2 separate regions of the Homo sapiens genome follow, and region 2 is linked to region 1. Evidence: read pairs that join two places in POLR2A ChIA-PET (ENCODE). Cell type or tissue: B cell. All regions are shown on one strand. Links, peaks and the distances in the headings refer to the core of each region. The heading gives the core; the rest is flanking DNA. Region 1 holds the start of SERTAD2 (SERTA domain containing 2). Region 2 overlaps LOC105374776 (a long non-coding RNA gene).

Region 1 (12,175 bases), core at 2,447-10,446:
GGACAACCTTCTTTGCCACCATGACTCCCTTCTTAAAAAGGAGTTCATAAACGGGAATCTGGTTCTTCTTAGGCATCAACATCTCCATGGCTGTAGGGTCTGGGGCCAGGGCTGGAAAGACCTTTAGTTCTTTTTAACCACTGTAGTTTTCAAGGGTATCATCTTGAACTTTCAGGTTACTTACAATATTTTGCTATTACAAGCAATACTGCCAAAAAGATTCTTCTCCTATGTCTCCATGGGGATAAAAGCAAGAGTCTCTCTAGATTCTAGACTTAGCCCTTCTCATCCAGAATTCCTTGAGGGAATTAAGCCCCAATCTCTTAAGGTATCTTTGTAGGGTAATGAATTAACTTCTGTAAGTCTGGAATCATTCAAGTGTTGAGCTGGAGCTGGAGATTGATAGCCACTCCTAAGAATGAATGTGCTAATCTCTTCCTAATTCTTGAGTTCAGTTGGGAGGCTTGAAATCAGCCATGGTATGGGTATTTATACCACAGAAATCAGCAAATGCTACAAATAAAAGCTTCCTTCCCTATCCCCCTAGCTGGTTGTTAAACATTTGCTAGCACATCACAGATTTTAACTTTATACCATCCTTGGGAGAACTGAGGAAACAGTCACTTGAATCCTTTTCTGTAGAGCTTATTTTTCTATATGAGAAAGACTGTATGTGGCAGGGTGTGTGCATCTCCAACTTTACTAGACAGTGCCTAATTAGGCTGGGCATGGTGGCTCAGGCTTATAATCCCAGCACTTTGGGAGGCTGAGGCAGGAGGATTACTTGAGCCTAGGAGTTCGAGATCAGCCTAGGCAACATAGTGAGACCCCATCTCTACAAAAACCCATAAAAATTAGCTGGGCATGATGATGTGCACCTGTGGTCCCAGCTATTTGGGAGTCTCAGAGGATCGCTTGAGCCCGGGAGGACAAGGCGCAGTGAGCTGTGTTGGCACCATTGCACTCCAGCCTGGGCAACAGAGCAAGACTGTCACAGAAACAACAAACAAACAAAGAAAATGCCTAATTATCTCCAAAGTGGTCATACCAAATTATATATCCACAAGTTTTATGAGAGTTCCTTTTTATCTGCTTTCTCATCAGTATTTGATATTGGTATACATATAAAACTTTGATTTTTATCAGTTTGATAGCTGTGAAATATCTCTTTATAATTTGCATTTTTCTTTTTTTGTAGAAATGAGGGTCTAGCTATGTTGCCCAGGCTGGTCTTGAACTCCTGGCCTCAAGTGTCCTACCACCTCAGCCTCCCAAAGTGCTGGGATTAGCGGCATGTCCACTGACACAACCTGATTTGCATTTTTCTTTTTACTGATGAAGTTGAGTGCCTATTCCTGTGTTCATTGGACATTTTAGTTTCCTCACCCATTTTTCTATTGGATTTATCTGTCTTTTAAAAGATTGATTCAGAGGAGTTCTTTGTTAATTCTGAATACTAATCTTTTGTTGATTCTATTTCTATGAATCACGTATATCATTTGACAATCTTTAGCTTGCCTTTAACTTGTTTGTAGTGTATTTTATGTAAGAGATGTTTAATTTTAGTGTAATCAAAGCTATTGATATTTTTCTTTATGGTTTGTTCATTGAGTGTTTTGTTTCTTCAATAGTCAGAATCCCTGCAGGAAACAGAATTCTACTGAGATGATTCAACTAAAGAGACACTAGTGAAGGGACATTTTACAGAGATGTGACAAAAGTTGAGGCACAGAAGACAAATAACTGTAGGAAGCTGTTACTATCCTTAAGCCTAAAGGGGAAAGGGGAAGAAATGGTGTTGCTAGAACCTGGTGGGAGTTGGCATCCTGGAGAAGGGGCCACCTGGCAGAAGCTGTAGTTGTGGAGGGATGTGTACTCGCAGGTGAGGGCCCAAAGCAGGAAGGAGCAGGGAAGAAGTACCCCAGCTTCTCCACCTTCTGACCCATTGGTCTCCTTCTGGTACCTTCTTTGTCTGAATCCAGTTGGAAGCTAGTGAGCAAAGGAACTTGGGTGAGGTGGTCCCTAGATGTCAACATTTCAAGGCATGGAGCCAAGCAGAGGCAAGTGGAGAATGAATCTCAGATGAACTACAGTCAGCACATTTTCCTTATCCTAAAGCCATAAACATATTTTCATATATTCTCTCCCAAAAGTTTAAAATTTTGTTTTACCTATTTAGTCTACCTGAAATATATTTTTTTGTAAATATTAGGCACCTAATTTATTTTTCATACAGGTAATCAGGTGGCCCTGAGCTATTTATTTATAATTTTTTTGAGACAGTCTCGCTCTGTCACCTAGGCTGGAGTGCAGTGGTACCAACATAGCTCACTGCCGCCTTGACCTCCTGGACTCAAGCGATCCTCCCACCTCAGCCTCCTGAGAATCTGGAACCACTATGCTCTGCTAAATGTTGGTTTTTTGTTTTGTTTTGTTTTGTTTCTTTTTGAGATGGAGTCTCTCTCTGTTGCCTGGGCTGGAGTGCAGTGGTGCAATCTCGGCTCACTGCAACCTCTGCCTCCCAGGTTCAAGTGATTCTCCTGCCTCAGCCTCCCAAGTAGTTGGGATTACAGGAGCCCGCCACCACGCCTGGCTAATTTTTTTTGTATGTTTAGTAGAGATTGGGTTTCACTATGTTGGCCAGGCTGGTCTCGAACTCCTTACCCCGTGATCCACCCGCCTCGGCCTCCCAGAGTGGTGGGATTACAGGCATGAGCCACCGTGCCCAGCCTGCTCAGCTAATTTTTAAAATTTTTGTAGAGACAGGGTCTCTTCATGTTGCCCAGGCAGGGTTCAAGCGATCCTTCTGCCTCAGCCTCCTGAAGTGCTGCGATTATAGGTGTGAGCCATCGTGCCTGGCCCTGAGCTACTTATTGAATTCTTTCCTTACTGATCTGTAATTTCACTTCAGTCATGTATTACACTTCCATATATATGTGGTTCTGAACTCTCAATTCTGTTCCATTGATCTATTTATCTGTACCTATGTCAACTCTACTCTGCTCTAATTACTAGAGCTTTATAATAAGCTCTGATAGGACATGTCCCCCATCTTGTTCCTTAAGCTTATTACAACTGTGTTTGGCCCTTTTCTATTTCAGATGAATTTTAGGATTCATTTGCCAAGTTCCATTGAAGGAAAATATGGGATTTAAATTTCATGTAATTTGTTGATAAGTTTGGGGGAGAATCTGCATGTATATAGTATTAAGTATTCTTGTCCATTAAATGGTATGGCTCCCCATTAATTTTTATCTTTTCATCTGATGAACTTTTGGAAAGGTGTTTGTCTTCTCACTTTTCATTTTTGGCTGTAATGAGAAAATCGTAATTCTGGAATCTTTATTCTCATTGCTGTTAATTGTTATTAAAACTAAAAGCATGATGTCTCACAGTTTTAAAGGGGCAACAAATCAGAATGGATTGAAAATCAGTATCTGATTAATTAAAAATTTTTTCTACCTTTTTGTAATTTGGGCTTTAGTTTCTTAAAGGAAGCTAAACAGAAATTATGTTGAAATTATCAACATTAGTCCCACAAAAATGATTTTTCCGTAGCCCAGTACTGGATTGTGCTGCACTCTGTGTAAAGAGGCCAAATGAATAGCTCTGCACTCATAGTGAGGGAATCTGGCACTTTTTAAGTGAGATTTTTGACTTGTTGTGACTCTTTCAGATGTATGTTTTCTTTTAAATGAATCATCTTTAAATATATGCATTGTCTGAGCAAGTTCAGGATTGTAAAGTGTACATTTAATTGTAACAGAACAGAACAGCAGTGGGCGTCTGTGCTACAGATGATATTCTTAGGGTATTTGCTGCCATCCACTCTCCTTTCTAAATTTGGTGTTACAGATTCAACTTCTGTTTTTAAAAGGGAAGTTGCAGATAGATCATTCACACTATTATTTTCTCCTTAAAGCTAGCTTCTCTGCCCATGTGAGGAGTTTCCTATAACCTAAACAAGACTTCTCCAAGAAAACCGCTTTGAAACAAATATTACTTAGCAAGATTAAATCTTTTGTTCAATATTTAAAGTATATTTTTGAAAAAACAATTGACTACTTATACAAGTGTACCTAATGTGGTGTTGGTGTCTGAGCTGCTTGCTTTATTTTCTTCCTACTTGACTTTACTCTGCATTTCTGAAATTTTAGATATAAAAATTTAAAAACTAAAAACAAAAAAGAGAAAGAGAACAAAAATTATACATTTTATTTTATTTTCATTCATTCTTTAATTTGTTTTGAGTCAGCTCTGTTGCCTAGGCTGGTGTGCAGTGGTGCGATCTCAGCTCACTGCAACCTCTGCCTCCTGGACTCAAGCAATTCTCATGCCTCAGCCTCCCGAGTAGCTGGGAATACAGGCGTGTGCCACCATGCCCAGCTAATTTTTTTGTATTTTTAGTAGAGACGGGGTTTTGCCATGTTTGCCAGGCTGGTCTCGAACTCCTGGCCGCAAGTGACCTGTCCACCTCAGCCTCCCAAGGTGCTGGGGTTACAGGCATGAACCACCATGCCTGGCTATAAATTTTAAATTGTGTGTGTGTGTGTGTGTGTGTATATATATATATTCCAGTTTAAAGCAAAAGACTAGTATTATTAGACAGGTTGGATAATTTTGAAAACGTCTTGTTTATTCTGGCAACAGGTCTTTAAAAGACAATTCTACATTAGCGACTAAAAGGTAAAGCCTACACAGTCTTGGCAAGTGTTACCTCTCCCCTAGAAAACTAATACAAATTCATGTGGCAAAGGGCTGATTCATTTTTAGTTGTATATTGTGTTTTACACTTAAACTGTATCTTCTGTTCACGTTTATTTTCTAATGATGCCTCATAGCCTAAACTTGGAGGCACTTCCTGGGCACCTATTCACATTAAAGTCTTGATTTTTTTTTTTAACTTCTCTTAAGTAGAATTTTTATAGCTGAGACTTCAAAAAATGGTTTAAATATATTATTTACATTACAAAATTCACCATGCTTAAAAGTCCTCTTTACTTATAAGGCTTAAAGGTACTCAATCCTAGATAGTTTCTACAATAAATATAAGAATATGTAAACCAAAAGATAGAATTTAGTCTAGCCAATCATATAAATTTGCTTGATTTTAAAACATAAAAACATTTAGCATTAGAGTAATACTTTGGAAAAAAAATATTTTTCCTGTCATCACTTTGCCATTTTTTCCTCAGAATTAACAGATAAAATTCTTAACTACTGTCATATTTTTGTATTCCATGAACAAAAGGGTGTGAAGGTGACAGTGTTAAATGCTCATTTGAACCATTCAGGTAGCCATTGGAAAATTTGGATAGATAAGTCTTTTTTTTTTTTTTTTTTTTTGAGACAGAGTTTAACTCTTGTTGCCCAGGCTGGAGTACAATGGCGCGATCTCGGCTTACTGCAACCTCTGCCTCCCGGGTTCAAGAGATTCTCCTGTCTCAGCCTCCTGAGTAGCAGGGATTACAGGCACCCACCACTACGCCTGGCTAATTTTTGCTATTTTTAGTAGAGATGGTTTTTTTTTTTTTTTAATTTATCTTCAGGTTGATGGCCTAAGCATATATTTTGGTTTTCTTCAACCCCTATGTGGCTTTTTTATTTAACCTAAAAATCAAATGCTGCTGTGTTTTAAAATGTTATTTGACTGATACTTTTCATTCTTAAAGTAAGTAGGCAGAGAAGAATCTTCATTAAAAAGTACAGAATGGTGAGATTCTGGCAATAATTTGGTGTTTATCTGCAAGGTTGTTCCCCGTGTAATGATCCTGTTAAAATTAACTCTTAACAGTACATACTTCATGAGAGAAATTTTAGCAGGAAAGATTAACCTCTTGAGTTTTTGAAGCTGGTGTAAGTGCTTCAGCATTCCTCATTGGTCCACTTATTGAGTGATCCCTATTGAATGCCTACTGTGTCAGGCAGTGCTGTAGAGGCTAGAGACAGGGTGGTAAACAAGAATGACTGTGTTATGAACCTTACTGGAAATGAGTGAGGGGCTAGAGGATATGATGAGTTTTATTTCTTTTTTGTTGTGGTGGTTGTGGATTATTAATTCTGTGGGATAAAATATGGTGCTAACAAGGCTAAGCATAGGCAGGATTGGAGTTTTTTGTATAAGAAACAGAATTGTTATTCCATGACCCATGTAGAGAGATGGAGCTAAGCAGCATCCAGTTCCTAGCCCAGCACTACCCTCCTGTTAGTCTCTGCACGTTGACTCTGTATTTCCTGGCTCTGCACCATCTGCTGTTTCTGAGGAGTGTATGCTCTTCTCAAGACGCTCAGCACTCCTGGCTTCCACAGAATGCTTCAGTGAATGTTAGATCCAGACTTTCTTTGACCCTGGAGTCAGCTTGATAAAGAGTTCCATTGGTAGGTCCTTCTCAGATCCTCTGTTTAGTCCTCTATGAAATGTGGGTAGTAGTACCTGCCCTGCCTATGGCACAGGGAAGGTATTATGAAGAGCAAACAAGTGGATCCATATGAAAGCACCTTGTGGCCGGGCGCGGTGGCTCACGCCTGTAATCCCAGCACTTTGGGAGGCCGAGATGGGCAGATCACCTGAAGATGGGAGTTCGAGACCAGCCTGACCAACATGGAGCAACCCCGTCTCTACTAAAAATACAAAATTAACCAGGTGTGGTGGTGCATGCCTGTAATCCCAGCTACTTGGGAGGCTGAGGCAGGAGAATCACTTGAACCCAGGATGCCGGAGGTTGCAGTGAGTCGAGATTGTGCCATTGCACTCCAGCCTGGGCAACAAAGAGCAAGACTACGTCTCAAAAAAAAAAAAAAAAAAAAGCCCCTTGTAAATTGCCTGCTGCTATACAAACTTAGGGGGTAGGGGTATTCCCAGTCTCACAGCTGGGTGACTTGAACCCTAAGGGGTAACAAATCTAGAAGAATATGGATAGAACTGCTCAAGTCCATCTTCTGGACTTAAAAAAATAATTCAAAGAACATATTGAAGAGAGCACATTATCATTATTTGTATTTCTAGTCCTTTCATTTAGAAATATGTGGACATGAACTTGGTTTTATATTCTTCCAGACAAGCTGAGCAGCTTCCAAAGCATTTTATCTCATTTTAGCCCTAAAACTCCTCCATGAGGATATTGACAGTGTAATCACTGTTTCATAGACTCTTAGCTCTAGGGAGGGGCTCTTGAAATCTTTGAGTCCAAGTTCCTTTTTTTGCCAGGTGTCGAAGCAGGCCCAGTGCAGAGGGTCTGATTCGGCCTCCCTGCTCGCTGTGGCTGACGAGCTAGCCCTGAAATCACCTAACTCAACAACCCTGTGCTCTTTTGACGAGAACTGGTGCTGATCCTAAATCCGTGACCAGTCAATTAAGAAACTAAAAAGTCATAGATTTATCATGGTTAAGTAATTAATGTGTACAAGATCTTCAAACTCCTAGTCCAGGACTTTTCCTGTCACCAGGCTGGTTCCTGGGGGCAAGAAAGGTCTGTGCAATTTCTAACATTCATTGAAATTTTCTGTGGAAGCTAGAAGTGTGCTCAGTGCCTTGAGAAGAGTGGGAACTTCTCAAGAATGATGGATGGCTTATAGACAGGAATAAATACATAGTCGATGCGTAGAGGCAATGTGTGTTGTGTAGGGAGCTGGGGATGGGAGATGTTTCTGAGAAGTGACCACCAGTCTTAGTGGAGTAGTGTCCCTACAGGAGGGAACCCTGGAGTTGTCAGAGTCACCAAGAAGGTTCTTTGCATTTTGATAGACTGCACAAGGCTTTTGAAGATTCAGTGGAAAATGGAATAGGAAGGAAGCTGATGCCTAACAGAAGCCATCTTCTCCAGTAATAGTTCGAAGGGACTGACCCCAAGTGCTAGAAAAAAAGGAAATGGTTTTAAAAGCATTTTCTTTAAATATTGCCATGAAGATTGTGTTTCAGGTTTAGATTTACATATTGTCAGATTTTTAAAAGAGAAAAAGGTATATCTTTAACAGACAAGTGAAACCTCCCTCAGAAGGTAAGAAGCAGTCGTTGCAAAGCAGTTCAATGTAACAACATGGAAAGCTTTGCAAAGGGGCCTTCACTGGAGCTGTAGTTCTGCTTTTATGAATTGTGACTTCAGGGAGGAGCAGAAAAAAACCATGACAAAAGCAGGTGGAAGAAGAGATGGAGAAAAGTTTGCAGAAGTAGAGGAGTTCACTTGCTGCTTCAATAGAATTGTTTTAAATTGTTAGTGGCTGAAAAGGACTGAATCTGCCTGTGCCATCTTTGCGAGAGTATTTACTTTTCCAAATCATTGTATCCTCTATTGACTCCTTGCTAATCAGTTAGGTGATGTGACTTCCAGAACTTTATTTTGAAGACTTATTCCAATATTCATTTATCCGAATGATGAGTCCACAGTTAGGATCTCCGTATTTTCCATGAAAAGCTTATTTAGCCTAGCTGGCTCTATACAATTCATTTAATAACTGAAACATTTATCTTTTTTGCCATAAAACCAAGACCAATATTTGCAAGGTATATAGATGGATGATCATTACTGGCATTTCAGGTGGAACCTGAAAGATAAAAATTTAATAAAAGCAAAGGAAAAATGAAATTAAGTTCAAAACCTGTTGTAAAGTCTTTGTTTCTCAGTTTATATACCCAGTTTGCCCCTTGTGTTTTTGGTGTGTGCTAATTAAGTGCCAAAAGTGGCCTTCAGTTAGTGCACTAGTGTACTAGTCTATAAGATGTGAGGGCACAGAAACTTTCAAAGGAGAAGCAGTGAAGTGTAAACTAGTACCCAGAACTACAAAATGATGCCGAGAAGTACTTCTCTGAAATTAAACTCAGGAGCATTTTTAAAATTTACCATCACAGTTCTATACTTATAAAAGAAATGTTTCTTTTCTCCCTAAACAGATATGTTCCTGGTAGTTAAATGTGGATGACTAGCCTAATTTCTTATAACTGTTCTAAAGTTATGTTATATGAAAGTGAGAGGCAGATCTTCTAAATTCTGGATGAGGCCCTCAGAGTAGGATTATTTTAAATGGGATTTTGTTTTGAGACAAGATCTCACCTACATTGGAATGCAGTGGTGTGGTCATTGCTCACTGCAACCTTGAACTCCTGGGCTCAAACAATCCTCCCATCTCAGCCTCCTTAGTAGCTAAGACTATAGGCATGCATCACCATGCAGGGCTGATTTTTTCATTTTTTGTGGCGATGGGGGTGTCGCTATGTTGGCCAGAATGGTCAACTCCTGGCCTCAAGTGATCCTTCTATCTAGGCCTCCCAAATTGCTGGGATTACAGGTGTGAGCCACTGCACCCAGCCCTTAAATGGGCTTTTAAATCTCCCAAAGAGTGAGAACAAAATTTACATATTCACTAAACACTGCTTATTCAATGACATGATTTGAAATAATATTTTATTGAATAAATATTTCAAATCATGTCATTGCATACTGAAGGGAGCTGACTTCAGAAGTGTGGAAAGTGCCTTTCCTTATCCTCATAGACTTGAATTTCTAGGGCTGGGTAGAGATTGCTGTCCTGGCCTATGTGTGGCTCAGCCTTGGGGTAGGGGGTTGCATAAGGGGAGGGAGAGGGTTAACCAGCTGGTGTTAACCACATTGGCAGCTGTTGAAACTGCCAGCTCACTTTAACTTCTTGGTCAAAGATGCCAGATTCTAAAAGTGGGGGAAGTGGGAGCTATTTGTAATGTGTACATTGATAAGATGTTACAGCCTTCAGAGGTATAAAGAGATGGAAACTATTTCACTCCAAAAACGCAGGTTGCTGGTCTCGTTAAGAGCGCAAACCTTTGTTTGAGCAGGTACAGAATACAGACCTTATGGACTTCAGCAGAATCCTGTCTATCCTAGTGACACAAAATTGTCACTTTGACTTAAATCCTGTTATTTTATACAGAAACACTGCATTTGGTGTAATCTATTTGCTAGAAAATATCCAAGTGTCACAAAAGTTCTGCAAGTGTAACTTCCTGCTTACTTTAATTCAAGAATAGCAGTTTAAATTCACAAATAGCAGTTTAAATTCACCTTAAATTCAACAGAGCTAATGCCTCTGGCCTCCTCTACAAAGATATCACAGGAAGAGATTATTGCAGCTTCTATTTCAATGGCTTTTCCTTAAAGTGAGCACTGAAAGTATAAGTGAGTGGGTGGTTAGGAAACTGTTAGTAGTTAATGCCCTCTCTAAACTGCAGAACTCTGGAAATGAAAAATATCTTCGCTTCACAGCAAAATGTTTGAATGTTATGCCACTCAGGCGCAAACTGAGCAAGACCTGCAGAGGGCCGGTGAGCACAGCTTCCATAATATGTCATTTTGAATGCCATTATAATGAGACTTTGCAAAGATATCCACAAATAATTAGCTTTTGGCTTAGGTTATACTGTATAAGACTTTAATTATACTGAGGGTCCAGTAAAAACCTTTTCCATCCTCCTTAAAGATAAAACAAGAAGCGTTGTCTCCTCTATCAACATTTCAGCACAAGTTTAATTTCGATGAGATCATCAATTTGATTGATAACAAATCATTACAGAACAGTTTAAACAAGTCTAAATTTCTCTTGATGTTAACGACTTACAATCGCCTTTATGTTAGGTCTTAAAGCTTTATTATTCTTAAATACAACTAGTATAGTGGACCATTAAACTCCAAAGTGATCTGAAATGATATTGATTGGGGTGGCAGCCAAAATTTTAAGGTGCCTGCCTGCATTGCCTTTTACATCTTGACGCTGAATGCACGTGTAATTTTTAAAATAATCATTAATTTTCCAGTGGAACCATCTATCTGGCCTCTTTCCCTAGTGCTCTTAAATTCTCACCATTTGGGCATACACACATTCTCTTCCAACTAGTATAAATTTCCCTGGTAAATTTAAGTAGTTCCAAGCATAAGCTTACTCCACGGGAGGGAAAGGCTATCAATGTGAAACTTGTGGGCAGAGGACTGCGCCTCCGACCTGGCTGCGTCTCCTAGCTTGGCTTCCCTCCTGCCGGGTCTGCACCGAGCCCCGGCCGGCCCCGAAGGATGCAACTCGTTCGGTCCGGCTCCCAAAGTGCCGTGGACTTGGTGACCCACTTCTCGTGTCGGGCTGAGGCCACGCGGGCAAGGGACTTTTTCTGTCCCCGGCTCACGGCTGGAGCCCCCATCCTGCCGTTCGGACCAGTGCGGGCCTCGGAGGAGTGTCCCGCAGCGGACCCCCGCCCAGGAACCCCTGCAGGCAGCGAGACGGGCGCCCGGGCCAGCTCTCTGCCCCTCGCCCCCCGCGGGGACCCTGCCCGCCCCGCTGACCGGCCCCACGTTGCCAAATAGCTCAAATGCTTGTCATATTTGCGGTCGCGCGGCTCCGCGGGCTGTGCACGCGCTGCACTCGCCGCCGCCTTTGTCACCAGCCGCTTCGTCATTCGCCTGAGCACTTCTAGAGTGTGTAGGGGGCGTTACTAGTGGCAGTGGTGGTCCTCGGGCCGGAGTGTCTCCTTCTGTCTCCCCTCCTCTTTCAGCCCGTCCTTACGAGAAAATCAGGGGCGCGCCGGCCCGGCAGGGAGCTGGGGGCGGCGCTGCCACCAGGCGCCCACTGCGCCCCGCCGCCCCTTCCTGCTCCTCCTGCGGCCGCGGCCGGCCGCGGCCGGCCCCGGCCTTTATCGCGCCTCCCGGGACCGCCGGGGAGAGGCGGGCCGGGGCGGGGCCGGCGGGGGCGGGGTCGGGCGGCCAGGGGCGGGGCCTGCGGCGCCGGGGCCCGGAGCTCGCGGGAGGCTCGCGGGCCGCACGTCACTCCTGCACGGCGAGTGCTGGAGCACGACGTACCGCTCGCTCGGTCAGGGCGCCCCCTCCGCCCGCCTCCTGCTTCCTCCTCCGCTGCCTGCCGCCGCCGCCTCCACCATTGTATAATGCTCGGGGCGCGCAGGCAGAGAACGGCGGAGTCTTAGCTTCAGCCTCGCCTGCTGCCCGCTCCCCGGCGCCACCCTCGGGCCCCTGGAGCGGGGCACTCCGCATGGAGCGGGAGTAGCTGAGGAGTGGGCGGAAACCCCTCCTGATGCGTTAGTTCCCAGGTGGAGCTGCATGTGGTAAGTTCTCCCGGCGTCGGGCTGGAGGGGATCCGCGGGCGCGGGGGGCTCCGGGTGGATGGGGGGCCGGTGTTGGGACTCGGCCAGGGCTGGGAGAGCCCGGAG
Region 2 (12,175 bases), core at 2,096-10,095, 140 kb before region 1:
CTCCCCTGCTCTGGTGTGGCTCTGAGCCCCAGCATTCCTCTGCCCTACATACCCCCACCCGACTCCAGGCCCAGCCTCCCAGAGCAAACTGCTGCTCTGCCTCACGTAGTGCAGACCCTAACTGGGAAATGACAGGAGCTGTGCCCAAATGAAATGGAGGAAGCAGCATCCAAAATCAGCCTCTTGTCAGAATACATTCAAATATAGGTGAATTTTGAAATCAAATAGGCTTAAGGAGTTCCTCTGTCTATCCATTTAATAGCTGTTTGTGGAGCACTAGTCCAAGACCTGGAGTACAGTTATGGGTGTGACAGCGCCTGAAAAAGAATTCTTTGGTTTGGGCTGAGATCTGCACTTCCTATGCCAGAACCTGGGAGAAGGGCCCAGTGTCAGGACAGCCTTGCAGACAGAAGTGGACATGTGCCTTGCAAACAAAGTCATGCTTTTAGGCTCATTCGCTTCTCCAACAAAGGTATATTGTCATTTGTTATGAGCTAGTCACTGTACTGGGCACAGAGGACAAGGATGAATAAATTAGATGTGTCCTGCCCTCAAGAAGCCCACAGTTAATTATAATAGTTATGATCCACATTTTATACCTGGGCGTGGAACATCTAAAGATGTTAACCACTATCTGAGTCTGCCAATAAGGCAAGGCTTTTTCCCAAAAAAGTCTTGCTCAAAAAAGAAAGGAGTACTTTATCTTTGAGTCCTTTCAATGTATCTCATGTTACACTAATGTTCACTAAATTACTTCATATTTAGCAACTATGGTACAGTCTGGGAAGACATTAGCCTACAATCACTTCAATTAATGTAGTTTGGGATGCTTAGGGAGATCATTGACTCAGTACAAAAGGAGGTGAGCACGAACACAGATTCGTTAGTTATTCCTGGAGGTGTGACTTCACATTTGCAATGCTGGAAGTTGCTGTAAACAAGCCTTTTATGATGACTTTAAAAAGCAGTACAGTGAGTGGTTATGGTGGGGAGACCAGTGAAAACAGAAACTGACTAATGCTGTGCAAATGGGCACTTAGTGGTTTGGGAGAAAATTTCCAGTGACAGCATCCTATACAGAGTCCGAGACAATCTCCAGCAGTCCAGATGGAAGTGAGAATGCCTTCAAAATGGCTCTAATGATAATAAGAATACTGATGACCAAGGGGCACAGGAAAAGTTTGAATAGATTTGTTTTAAGAAATATGAGCGACCGGGCACAGTGGCTCACGCCCGTAATCCCAACAGTTTGGGAGGCCATGGTGGGCAGATCACCTGAGGTCAGGAGTTCGAGACCAGCCTGGCCAACATGGTGAAACCCTGCCTCTACTAAAAAAATACAAAAATTAGCCAGGTGACATGGCATGAGCCTGTAATCCCAGCTACTTGGGAGACTGAGGTAGGAGAATCGCTTGAACCCAGGAGGCAGAGGTTGCAGTGAGCTGAGATTGTGCCACTGCACTCCAGCCTGGGTGACAGAGCAAGACTCTGTTTCAAAAAAAAAAAAAAAAAGTGAGAGTGGGAAAAAGCAGCAATTATAAATTAATTCATTATATTATAAAAATGATATTAAACATGTACATATAACTAAACTTATACATGTAATAAGCATATCACAATTTCATCTATATCACCTAAAGTTTTATGTGCTCAAGTTGACCAAAACATCACAGGAGGATTTACCCTTTGGAAAATTTAGTGACGACTTGTATTTGGTGCCAACTTCCATTTGGGCATAGGTGGAACTTTTGCCCAAATTCAAACCAGCAGTGGGAGGACAGCCAGGTTTGTCTGATCTACCCATGTGTTTGCCTTAATTCCTCATTTAGACCTGATTTAACAAAATCTAACACAATGGGTTTGTGCTGTATCATCTATTTCATTCCATTTCAACTCAAAGCATTTATTGACCAGCAACAAAATGGAGAAATTGTTTTTCAAGTCTCTAAACCACTTTTAATAGTGAACTAAGAGAGAAGAGACTGCCTTTGAACCGAAGACTACAGAAAAAGGGTGGTTTTGACTAAGAACAGCACTGGATTTGGGTTTTACAGGCCATTCTCCTTGTTAGGCAATGCATCTTTCCTGTCCTCTTGCTTACTTCCTAAGAAGGATTAAAAATGCCAGAAACCTCAGCCCCAACAGGATGGCTGCAGGGAGCAAATAAATGTATGATTTCCCTCTGTCTGCTTTAAAATAATAATTTTTTTAAAAGCCCGTTAGTCTCTTTGGGTAACAAATTTTTATCTTTTCTTTTCTTTTCTTTTTCTTTCTTTTTTTTTTTTTTTTTTGAGACAGAGTCTTGCTCTTGTCACCCAGGCTAGAGTGCAGTGGCACAATCTTGGCTCACTGCAGCCTCCGCCTCCCGGGTTCAAGCGATTCTCCTGCCTCAGCCTCACGAGTAGCTGGGATTAGAGGTGCCCGCCACCATGCCTGGCTAATTTTTGTATTTTTAGTAGAGATGGGGTTTTGCCATGTTGCCCAGGCTGCTCTCGAACTCCTGACCTCGTGATCCACCCGCCTCAGCCTTCCAAAGTGCTGGGCTTACAGGCTTGAGCCACCGTGTCCGGCCCTACTTTTTCTTTATACTTTGCAGTATCATGTGAATTTTCTACATGAGCATATATTATCTTCAATCAGAAAAGAATCAGTAAGCATTCATTTCTGAAAACACACAACTACTAGGCTCCAGAATTTAAATTTTACTTGCCAGATTTGCATTGAGCCCACGTCACATTTAATCTCTTTCCTTACTATTAATCCAGGCCAGAAAACCAAGGCACTTGCCTGTGGGTAATATATACAAGGATCCCTTCTCTCACGATTGGCCTGCCCCCACACCACTTCCCCCAAGATGCCCAGAGAACCGCACACGAAACAAACAGAACAGAAAGATGCCGAGAAGTTTGATTTTGTGTCAACTTGACTGGATCAGGGGTCCCTGGGTGTTAGGCTAAGGGTGTGTCTGTGAGGATGTTTCTAGATGAGGTTAACATTTGAATCAGTGGGCTCAGTAAAGTTGCCCTCACCAGTGTGGGTGGGCCTTATCCAATCTGTTGAGAACCTAAACAGAACAAAAGGTGGAGGAAGGGAGAATCTGCTTCCTTTTTTCTTTCTTTCTTTCCTTTCTTTCTTTCTTTCCTTTCTTTCTTTCTCTTTCTTTCTTTCTTTCCTTTCTTTCTTTCTTTCTTTCTTTCTTTCTTTCTTTCTTTCTTTCTTTCTTTCTTTCTCTCTCTTTCTTTCTTTCTTTTTTTTTTTTCCTGCTTGACTTATTGAGCTGGGACATGGGTCTTTTCCTGTCCTCAGACCAAGACACACTATAGGCTCTCCTGGTTCTCAGGCCTTTGAACTCAGAGGCAATTACATTACTGGCTTTCCTGGGTCTGCAACTTGCAGATGGCGGATCATGGGACATCTTAGCCTCCACGATCTCATGAGCCAATTCTTCGTAATAAATACATGTATTACTTTTATTATATATATCTCCTATTGGTTCTGTTTCTCTGGAGAATGCTGACTTATACAGATGCCAAAAACAGCTGGTGCTATGTCTTTTTGGTGTGTGTGTTCAATATTATGATGTCTCTCCCTGACAGTCTCCTTGTAAGGCCACACTCTCACAGACATATCAAATCCCTAGAAGTTCTGTGAAATAAAGAAGGAGGCCCTGTGAGCCTCAGGATGAGCCATGCTATCTCTCTGAGCTGGAGTTTGCTCATCTGTAAAATCAGTGATTGGATCCAAAAGAGAAAAATGAAAAGGAGCATTGCTTGAGGAGACAGACAGGACTGGATTCAAATCCCAGCTGCTTATCACTGGGCAGGAAGCTGAGCCTCAGTTTCTTCATTTGAAAGCAGGTGATAAAAGCCCCATTTTGCAGCAGCTATTATCTTGTTGTGAAGAGTAAACATAATGTGGATTGTATACTGTATAATATACACTGGTATATCTTATATGCCAAACAAATGGTAGTAATGGTTGTTATGATCATTACTACTATATATGTGAAAGTGCCTGTTTTTCTTAAAACAAAACCATAAAGCACACTCTGCCAGCTCAGCTGTGCAAACTGTGCACTGCACAACTCCAGAGGGTGCCATCCACATGGACCACAATGTCTGGTGGTACCTGAGAAAGCTCTATAAAACTTTTAGTTATTACTTTTACTAAGAATAACAGAGAGATAATATAGGACTTTTTTTGTTGCGGTAGGCACAGCTGAGGCCTCTACATTGATAAATTAGGTGACAAGAACACCTTTTAAAAGAAACATTCTCGGCCTTCTGGGCAGGACTTGTTAAATAAAAGACAAAAACAAAAACAAAAAAACACAACAGAAACGGAGTTAGTTCTGCGATTCATTCTAAATGTTGGTAGTGAAATTTTACTGGAAAGCGATCCAGATCCAGACCCCAAGAGAAGGTTCTTGGATCTTGCACAAGAAAGAATTCAGGGCGAGTCCATAAAGTGGAAGCAAGTTTATTAAGAAAGTAAAGGAATAAAAGAATGGCTACTCCACAGACAGAGCAGCCCCGAGGACTGCTGGTTGCCCATTTTTATTATTATTTTCTGATGATACACTACACAAGGGGTGGGTTATTCATGCCTCCCCTTTTTAGACCACATTGGGTAACTTCCTGATGTTGCCATGGCATTTGTAAACTCTCGTGGCACTGGTGGGAGTGTAGCAGTGAGGACAACCAGAGGTGACTTTCATCACCATCTTGGTTTTGGTGGGTTTTGGCTGGCTTCTTTATTGCAACCTGTGTTATCAGCAAGGACTTTATGACCTTTATCTTGTGCTGACCTCCTATCTCACCCTGTGACTTAGAATGCCTTAACCATCTGGGAATGCGGCCCAGTAGGTCTCAGCCTTATTTTACACAGACCCTACTCAAGATGGAGTTGCTCTGGTTCAAACGCCTCTGACAAAAATACTGGGGACAGAGTTACCCTGGATTCATAGGCATTTCCCTTGCCCTGAAGCCTAGTGAGAGGACCCGAGAGATGGACCCAGAGTGCTTGACATGGGGTTCCTGCACTTGGGAGGACTGGGAAAGTTGAAAGGTGAGGTACTGGCTGCCCTGCTCCTGACAGCTGGGCAAGGAGAATGCTGCAGAGGAAGGAGCCTATGCCCCACAGAGCATCTGGGAGCATCTCTCGGGCAGAATGGACACCTTGGAAAGAGAGTTGGCTTGAATTGTTTTCAAATTTCTTTCAAGGGCAAGAGATCTGCTTGCTGGGGCGGCTGACCACAGGGGTAGGGAACTGTGCATATCAACCTATCAACAAAAACCAAAGTCACGATGAGGTTAAAGTGGTGGGCTGCAGGGTTGCAGCCCTGGCTAAGCAGCAGTTAGTGCATGGCCATTGCCTCCCCAGGTTTCAAAAAAGTTAATGAGGCATGAGGGGTCACCTGGACCACTTCATAATGACTTTTTACAACGGCCCCAGTCAGGTAGGCAGTTTCTGTCCTTTACCTGTCTTTGCTCCCCATGCCACATCCTGGAGGAGTCAAAGGCTGAAGGAGGAACAGAAGAGTAGGGTAGAAAAAAAATGAGAAATACAGGATGGGTTTGGTTGCAGCTGGGCTAGTAGCTGACTGTTGATGAATTTCTGAGTGAGACTGGAAAAGCGGTGGGATTGACCTTCTCATATCATTCCCAGATGGGCACCCAACATAGCAGGTGTGAGAAAAACAAAGCCATCTCTAGATTTCAGGCCCACAGCTCAGCCCAGTGACTCAGGGTGACGACCCTGGTAGTTGACAGTGCAGCTTTGGCCTCTCCCTCTCTAGGTTCTTTCCTTCTGGACACAGGCCAGGAAAACCTGCCCATGGCTCTGAGCAGCTGCCTCCCTGGATTGGCATGTGCTTCATATCTCTCCAGCTAAAATGAAGGTCCCCTGAAGCCAGGGGCTGTGTTTCTTCTCATCCTTAGCCCCTAACACAAAGGCTATTAAAAGTTTATTATTGAAAAGGAGGAAAGACCCTGGGCATCAGCATCAAGGTGTACAGAAGATGATGGAGGAGGGAGAGTGTGGAAAATGGAAGCGACTCATCCAATAGGCAAGGTGCCAGCTCCTTCTCTCCCTTCATATCTGAGACAGCCATCTCTGGGCTATAAGGTCTCGGGGATAAAGAAAACCATGGACTTCCATCATAATCTCTCCAAAGCCACACTTCTCTGACCTTTAAAAATTCAATTTGAGGAGTTGAATGTGGTGGCTCATGCCTGTAATCCCAGTTACTTGGGAGGCTGAGGTGGGAGGATGGATGGCTTGAGCCCAGGAGGTCAAGACCACCTTGGGCAACATAGCAAGACCCTGTCTCTAAAATATATTTATTTTTAAAGAGCCAGGCATGGTGGTGCACACCTGCGGTCCCAGCTACCTGGTGGGAGGACTGCTTGTGTCCAGGAGTTGGAAGCTGCAGGGAGCTATGATCATGCCACTGCCCTCCAGCCTGGGTGACAGAGCGAGACCCTATCTTAAAAAAAAAAAAAAAATCAATCTGAAACTTAACAGAGTTACCGTAAAAACTAAGTTTTTCTGGCCTTCTCGTAACTGGAAATATCTGGTTTACTACACATCTACTTTACATGAGGATGATTTGTTTCTAGTGATGGCCTGAGACCTGAGGCACTGAAAGATTCTGAAGACCTGGTCATCTCAGAAAGTCTGAGTTCCACAGCAGCCAAAATTGGGCTTGAAGTGTGTTTCTGTACATAAAAGTCTTCAAATGGTTGCTTTTTATTGGCCCAAATAATTGACTAACCTGAAGATCTCATTCCCCAGTCATGTCAGAGGATAAATATTGATCATATTTGGTGGTCAGGCTCAACTATGAGAGAAAATTTCCTCCCTCCATTGCTCAAATAAACGTTCATGCCAAATAAATCTCTCCAGGGCCGACTTCAGATGAAGGATGTTCAAGCTGAAAGAAAGTGATGAACCTACATGAAAACATATGTCCCTTCTCTGTATACATTTATGGATGGATGTCTTAGGAACTCAAGAAAATGCCTTTTTTCCCCAAAAAAAGTACCAACTCCCCTACATTTTCTTGGCAGTTCACAATTAGAGTGCACTGGAGAGATTGAATTATTTTACTTCAAATGTGTAGAAGCACACTGTTCTCAGAAAACTGCTGAAGTCTATCTGAGTATCAGCCTGTCTGATCATTTAGGGTCGCAGCTGTGCAATAAATGTTGGTTTATCCTTTTGGCCATTACAGAGACACTAAATCCAGAGCCAGCGTCCACCCAGAAGTTTTGAGTTTATTTGAATAACATTCTTATGCCTACAGGAAAATGAGTGTCCATGGTGAACTGATGTGTAGGAAATTGTTAAATGTTGAGGGGCAGGATGGGGGATGGTAGAAGAGTTAGAAAAAACCCAAAAACCCAGGGAGGTCATCTCAGAGAATTAGGAAATCCAGATCTTTTCTTTTATAAGCCTCAAATATTTCCAGGATTCCATCTGGCTTTCATTTCTAACCCCTTGTCTTCTAACAAAGAGAATAAAGATGGTTTTAAAACTAAATGTGAGCCCTTCCAGAAAAAGACTGAACAGGAGTTTCTCTCTTCCCCTCTTTTGCCTGGTAGCAGAATTTTCTTTTGCACTATTAAAAATGGCGTGGGCCACCTTTTCTCTAAAAACACACGAAGCTGATGCATAACTCTTTTCCAAATAATTAATCTTTCCAGTGGAATCTTTCAAAGCCCCACATTTCCTGTTATTTTATACAACTGCAATTTGTAACTGGAGCTCCTGCCCAGTGTTCCACAGGCAAAATGCCAAATCCACTACATTTCACCTACTGAGGTGCCCTGCACAAATAATCCTTAACCACAAGTTAAACAGTTAGGTCCTGTGCTCGCTTGAAAGAAAAGCCCAAGAAACAAAAGACTTTTACCATACTTCTGTGCTAAAATTTTAGTGGATGCTCACAATGTTTTATTTTCCAACGTCCACATTTGAAAATATCACCAGTATGCCACAAGAAAAGATTTTTCAAAAATGAATTGGTTCTTGTGTTAAGTGAATGTTTGAGAGTCATAAAAGTGACACCTTCTTAGTTATCTGAAGGCCAAAAGCTGTGGCTGTTGTATCAGATCCACCTCATTTGCTTCCTTGTCTTTGAGCTGGAAGGCCAGAGCTAAGGTTGGCTAAAGGGTAAGCTGGGGAGGCAGGATTTGTGGGGTCGGCAGGTGACCCCATCCGATCTTCCCCCTGCACTTCCCCTGTCCATTCACTCAGTTACCACTCCTCCAAGTTGCCCATGAACTGAAGTTCTCTCAAGATCACTAGGTTGGCCCATCTCTACAAAAAACACAAAAATTGGCCACCTGGGACTACACCTGTAGTCCCAGCTAGTAGGGAGGCTGAGGTGGGAGGATTGCTTGAGCCCAAGAGGTTGAGGTTGCAGTGAGCTGTGTTTGCACCACTGTACTCAAGCCTGGGCGACAGAGCGAGACCTTGTCTCAAAAAAAAAAAAAAAAAAAAAAAAAATCACGAGGTTGAGAGTTTCTTCTCTTTCAAATCCTTTCCATTCTCCTTAAACACCTCCCTACCCCAACTTCACATTTCTTTTTTTTCCCCTGTCATAACAGCCTACGATTGAATCACCTCACATTTCTGCATATGACCTGCCTTTACTTTTCAAAAATTGATGCCATAGAGCCAGGCCCCCAGCTTCCTGCTGCAGCCCCACCTTCCCTGGCGCCATCCCCACTTCCTTTCCTCCCATCCCTTGGCGGATGCGTCCTGCCCTTAGGTCAAGCCCTGCACCTGTGTTCTGGATCCCAGCCCCCAGAGCCCCACACTAGAAAATGTCTCCTCTCCCTTCTATTTCCAACGCTTCTCTGACACCCGAATCCTTCCCATTTACACTTAAGCATGCTTGAGTCTCTCTCAGCACAAAACAAAAACACCTCTCTGAAACCACAGCCCCTTCCTACAACTATTCTTTCTTCTCTCCTTCCCAGCGAAACTTCTCAAATGAGTCGTCTATACTCCACTTCAATTTCATCCGCTCCCCTCACTCCTCAGCCTCATCACTTTAGCTAAAATAATTAATGACCACCACATTGCCAGAAAGAACTCAGTCCTTATGTCCCCTAGTCTCTCTGGGACCATTCCCTCCTAAAACCCAAGTCCCTGGGCTTTGAGGACCAAAGCCCTTCTCATTTTCCTCCTACCTCTTTGCCTGTGGTTTCTTTTTCTCCTTTGCAGACCCAATCTTCTCTACAGAGCCATTAAGTGTTTAGGTTATTTAAGCTTCCTTTTCTCATCTATATGCAATCCCTGCTACCCACATCCACTACTCCGATAATCAGGCTCCTACTTGCAGTTGCCTATGCCAAGTCTCCAACTGGGCTTTTCATAGGCACAAGTTCAAATCCCAAGGATCTTTCCTCCCAGACTTGCCTCACTACCTCAGATTCTTATCTCAGCCAATGACACCACCATCGGCTGGGCTGCTCAGGTCAGAAACCCAGACATCCTTGATGCCTTTCTCTATTTCTCAAATTCAACCTATCCCTCAACCCTGGCAATTTTACCTCCTAAAATTTCTGATGTCCATTCACTTTCTCCATCTCTACATCAAATGCCAGCCCCAGACACTGTCTTCTCTCGTCTGGATCATGGCAATACTCCACCACTGATCTCCCTACATCCATTCTCAACCCTCTCTAAGCGGTCCCCCCAAGTGTTGCCAGACCATGTCACTCTCTTGCATGGAGTTCTTTAATGGTATGTTGGACACAAACCCTGTGTGCCTTCTCAGATTCCCTTGACTGTGTCCTTTTTTCTCTATTGGCTGGTCTTCCACCTGCACTTCCACTTCCAGGTTTGGATGAAATGCCACACCGCAGGTACAACCAATGAGAGGCTGGGTGATGCACCCTGGAAGGACATGGGAGTTAGCTTCTGTAGAATTAAACATGAACAATGGGCAATGCAAGATGGGAGAATACCAGGCAGATAAATTATTCCTTCCTTTCTACCTGCTAAGAATTGCTCTGAGATATGATTTTCCACATTAACTTTCTGGAGAAGTCCTGTGTGGTTAACAAACACCTGGTAACCAACCCGCTGTGTTTCCTTGCAGCTGGAGCTCATTGTGGTGCAGTAACCAGAGTGATAACACAGCATTGCCTTGCTCCACATCTTTCCTCACTTTACCTCCCTTTTCCTCACCCTCACTGTCCTGGCTTTTGCCTTCCAAGAAAGTGTCACCACTTTGGTCTTTAACTCAGATTTTACTTCTTAGAGGTCCCAGGCAAGACAAATGCTTAGGATAAAGACCATAATATCTATCCAAGCTTTACAGGAACTGATTCCTGTGTACTTCGTTAGCTTCTCTCGTCTCTTACTTACCACTTTCCTGTCTATCTCCAACTACAATAGAGAGTTCTTTTTTCATGCCAAGTCCTCACACGCCTTCCTCTCCACCATCTCCTGGCTTCATCTGGCTAACTCTTTTCCCACCTGATCTCAGTTTCCACATTACTTCCTTCACTTCCTTTGGGAACCTTTCCAGCCCTCTCCCTGCTTTCTCCTCTCCAAGTCTCCTAAGTTAGGACTGTCAGTGCTCTAAGTCATTATTCCAATAGTGCTGGACCCTCCCGCACTGACGGTAAATTCCATGTGAGCAGGGACAGTGTCTGCTTTTGCTCTCCCTGACATCAACAGCACCCAGCAAAGGAGTTTAAAACTCAACAAATGTATCTGAGTTAATGAACCCATGGGGTTCAACCTTATTGTCTTACAGACGGAGAAGCTAAGATCAAAGAGATTAAGAGATTCATTCAAGATCAGACAGTTAGCTAGTGAGTGGTAGAACTCAGTTTTACCTTCTACTTTTTAAATTAAGAATCATTCTTCTCAATTCTGAAAACGACAGATAACAGACAGATCAATGAAACAGAATGGAGAATCCAGAAATAGACTTAAATACCTGCTTCAACATATGAAAAGTGCTCAGCTTCATTCATTTATAATAAAAGAAATGCAAATCAAAAATAGGAAGTGACTTTTTTTTATCTTTCTGACTGGCAAAATTCACAAAATTTGATAATTGCCTCTCTTGATGAGGACACTCAACAGTAAAGTTCCAAATACATAAAAGTAAATTTATGAGTGTTTACGGAGTGTGTAAATTGTTTTCCCTCACGGAGGACAGTCTGGCAATAGCTATTTGATTGCAACAAGTACCAAATCACAAGGGCACATGCTCTCTGCAATTCAACCCAGCAGTTCAACTTTTAGGTACTTATCCTGTAGATGTATTTGCCCAGGTGGGAAGTAGCGAATGTACAAAGTTATTCATTGCGGCGTTATTTGTAACAGCAAAAGATTTAATGTGCATTATTTAAGGACTTAAGTAAATTATGTTATTTTCATACAATGAAATATTATGTAGCTGTTTAAAAAGGCTAATAAGGCAGTTCTATTCTTTTGAATTCCACATTTCTGTAAATGGAATTTTCCATACTCCTATATATGGAATATTTTATACTCTTGTCGTAGGAATATCCCATAGTCCCATGTATTCCATATTTCTATAATAATATGAAACCCTTTCCAAGAGGCATTAGGTGAAAAAAAGCAAGGTACACAGTAGTTATATAATATGCCACAATTTGGGTTAAAAAATGAACAAAAACTCCAAATAAAATCAATTGAATTGTAAACTAAATTCAGTGAGGGCAGTGCCTTTATATAGTTTGTGTTTCTTACATTGCACAGCAAATGCTTCAATTACTGTTAATTAAATGTCTCTATTAATATTTGTTGATTAATTTCAATAAGAAGAAATGTCCTAAGTGATAAGGGAAGTGAGACAAAGGAAAAATACACAAGTAGTCATTGTGTATACTTGTTAGTCATTTGGGTAAAATATTATCAAAGAAGAAAATGTAATCTGACAGTCAGTATGATGGTTTAGGTCATCTGCAGATTTTTTGTTATGCACCATGAATCAGTTAGCCATTCCCATGAGAACTGAAGAGCTCTGCACTCTTGGTTGTATGAACTCCTTTCTACCTCAACTAGAAAGGAACAGATACGCTATAAAGCTTTCCCTGCCAAAAGCTTATTGAGATCAGGTCTCTGTTATTGGTATGTCCTCACTACTGGATTAACCTGATTTCTCACTCATATGCCACAT

Evidence for each region. ChIA-PET counts read pairs that join two places held together with the same protein. Peaks named below come from ENCODE experiments on the same cell type or tissue, not always from the same donor. Only the 100,000 strongest peaks of a DNase experiment are listed, where the experiment ranks them.
Region 2: POLR2A ChIA-PET joins it to region 1 with 10 read pairs; 16 of 35 experiments call an interaction of 5 or more read pairs at or near these places.

The regions. Positions count from the first base shown.
Region 1 is chr2:64,653,515-64,665,689 of GRCh38, reverse strand. SERTAD2 (SERTA domain containing 2) reads left to right here and starts at 11,777. Exons shown (of 2, transcript NM_014755.3): 1 at 11,777-12,070. LOC124907776 reads right to left here and starts at 11,619. Exons shown (of 1, transcript XM_047446580.1): 1 at 10,467-11,619. The coding sequence starts at 11,410. The coding sequence ends at 10,979. It also overlaps the pseudogene RPS10P9. RefSeq lists silencers at 6,166-6,215, 11,144-11,963, 11,701-11,995, 12,104-12,175 and an enhancer at 10,203-10,362. In B cell, for the core only: CTCF peaks have their summits at 3,779 and 10,256; DNase peaks (open chromatin) are centred at 3,829, 7,239, 8,079, 10,269 and 1 weaker place; H3K4me3 peaks cover 3,647 bases; H3K27ac peaks cover 7,539 bases.
Region 2 is chr2:64,793,679-64,805,853 of GRCh38, reverse strand. LOC105374776 (a long non-coding RNA gene) reads right to left here. Exons shown (of 3, transcript XR_002959393.2): 3 at 10,982-12,175. Among named protein-coding and RNA genes, the nearest start is that of LINC01800, 64 kb to the left of the region's middle. In B cell, for the core only: no CTCF peak of the experiment used is centred there; no DNase peak of the experiment used is centred there.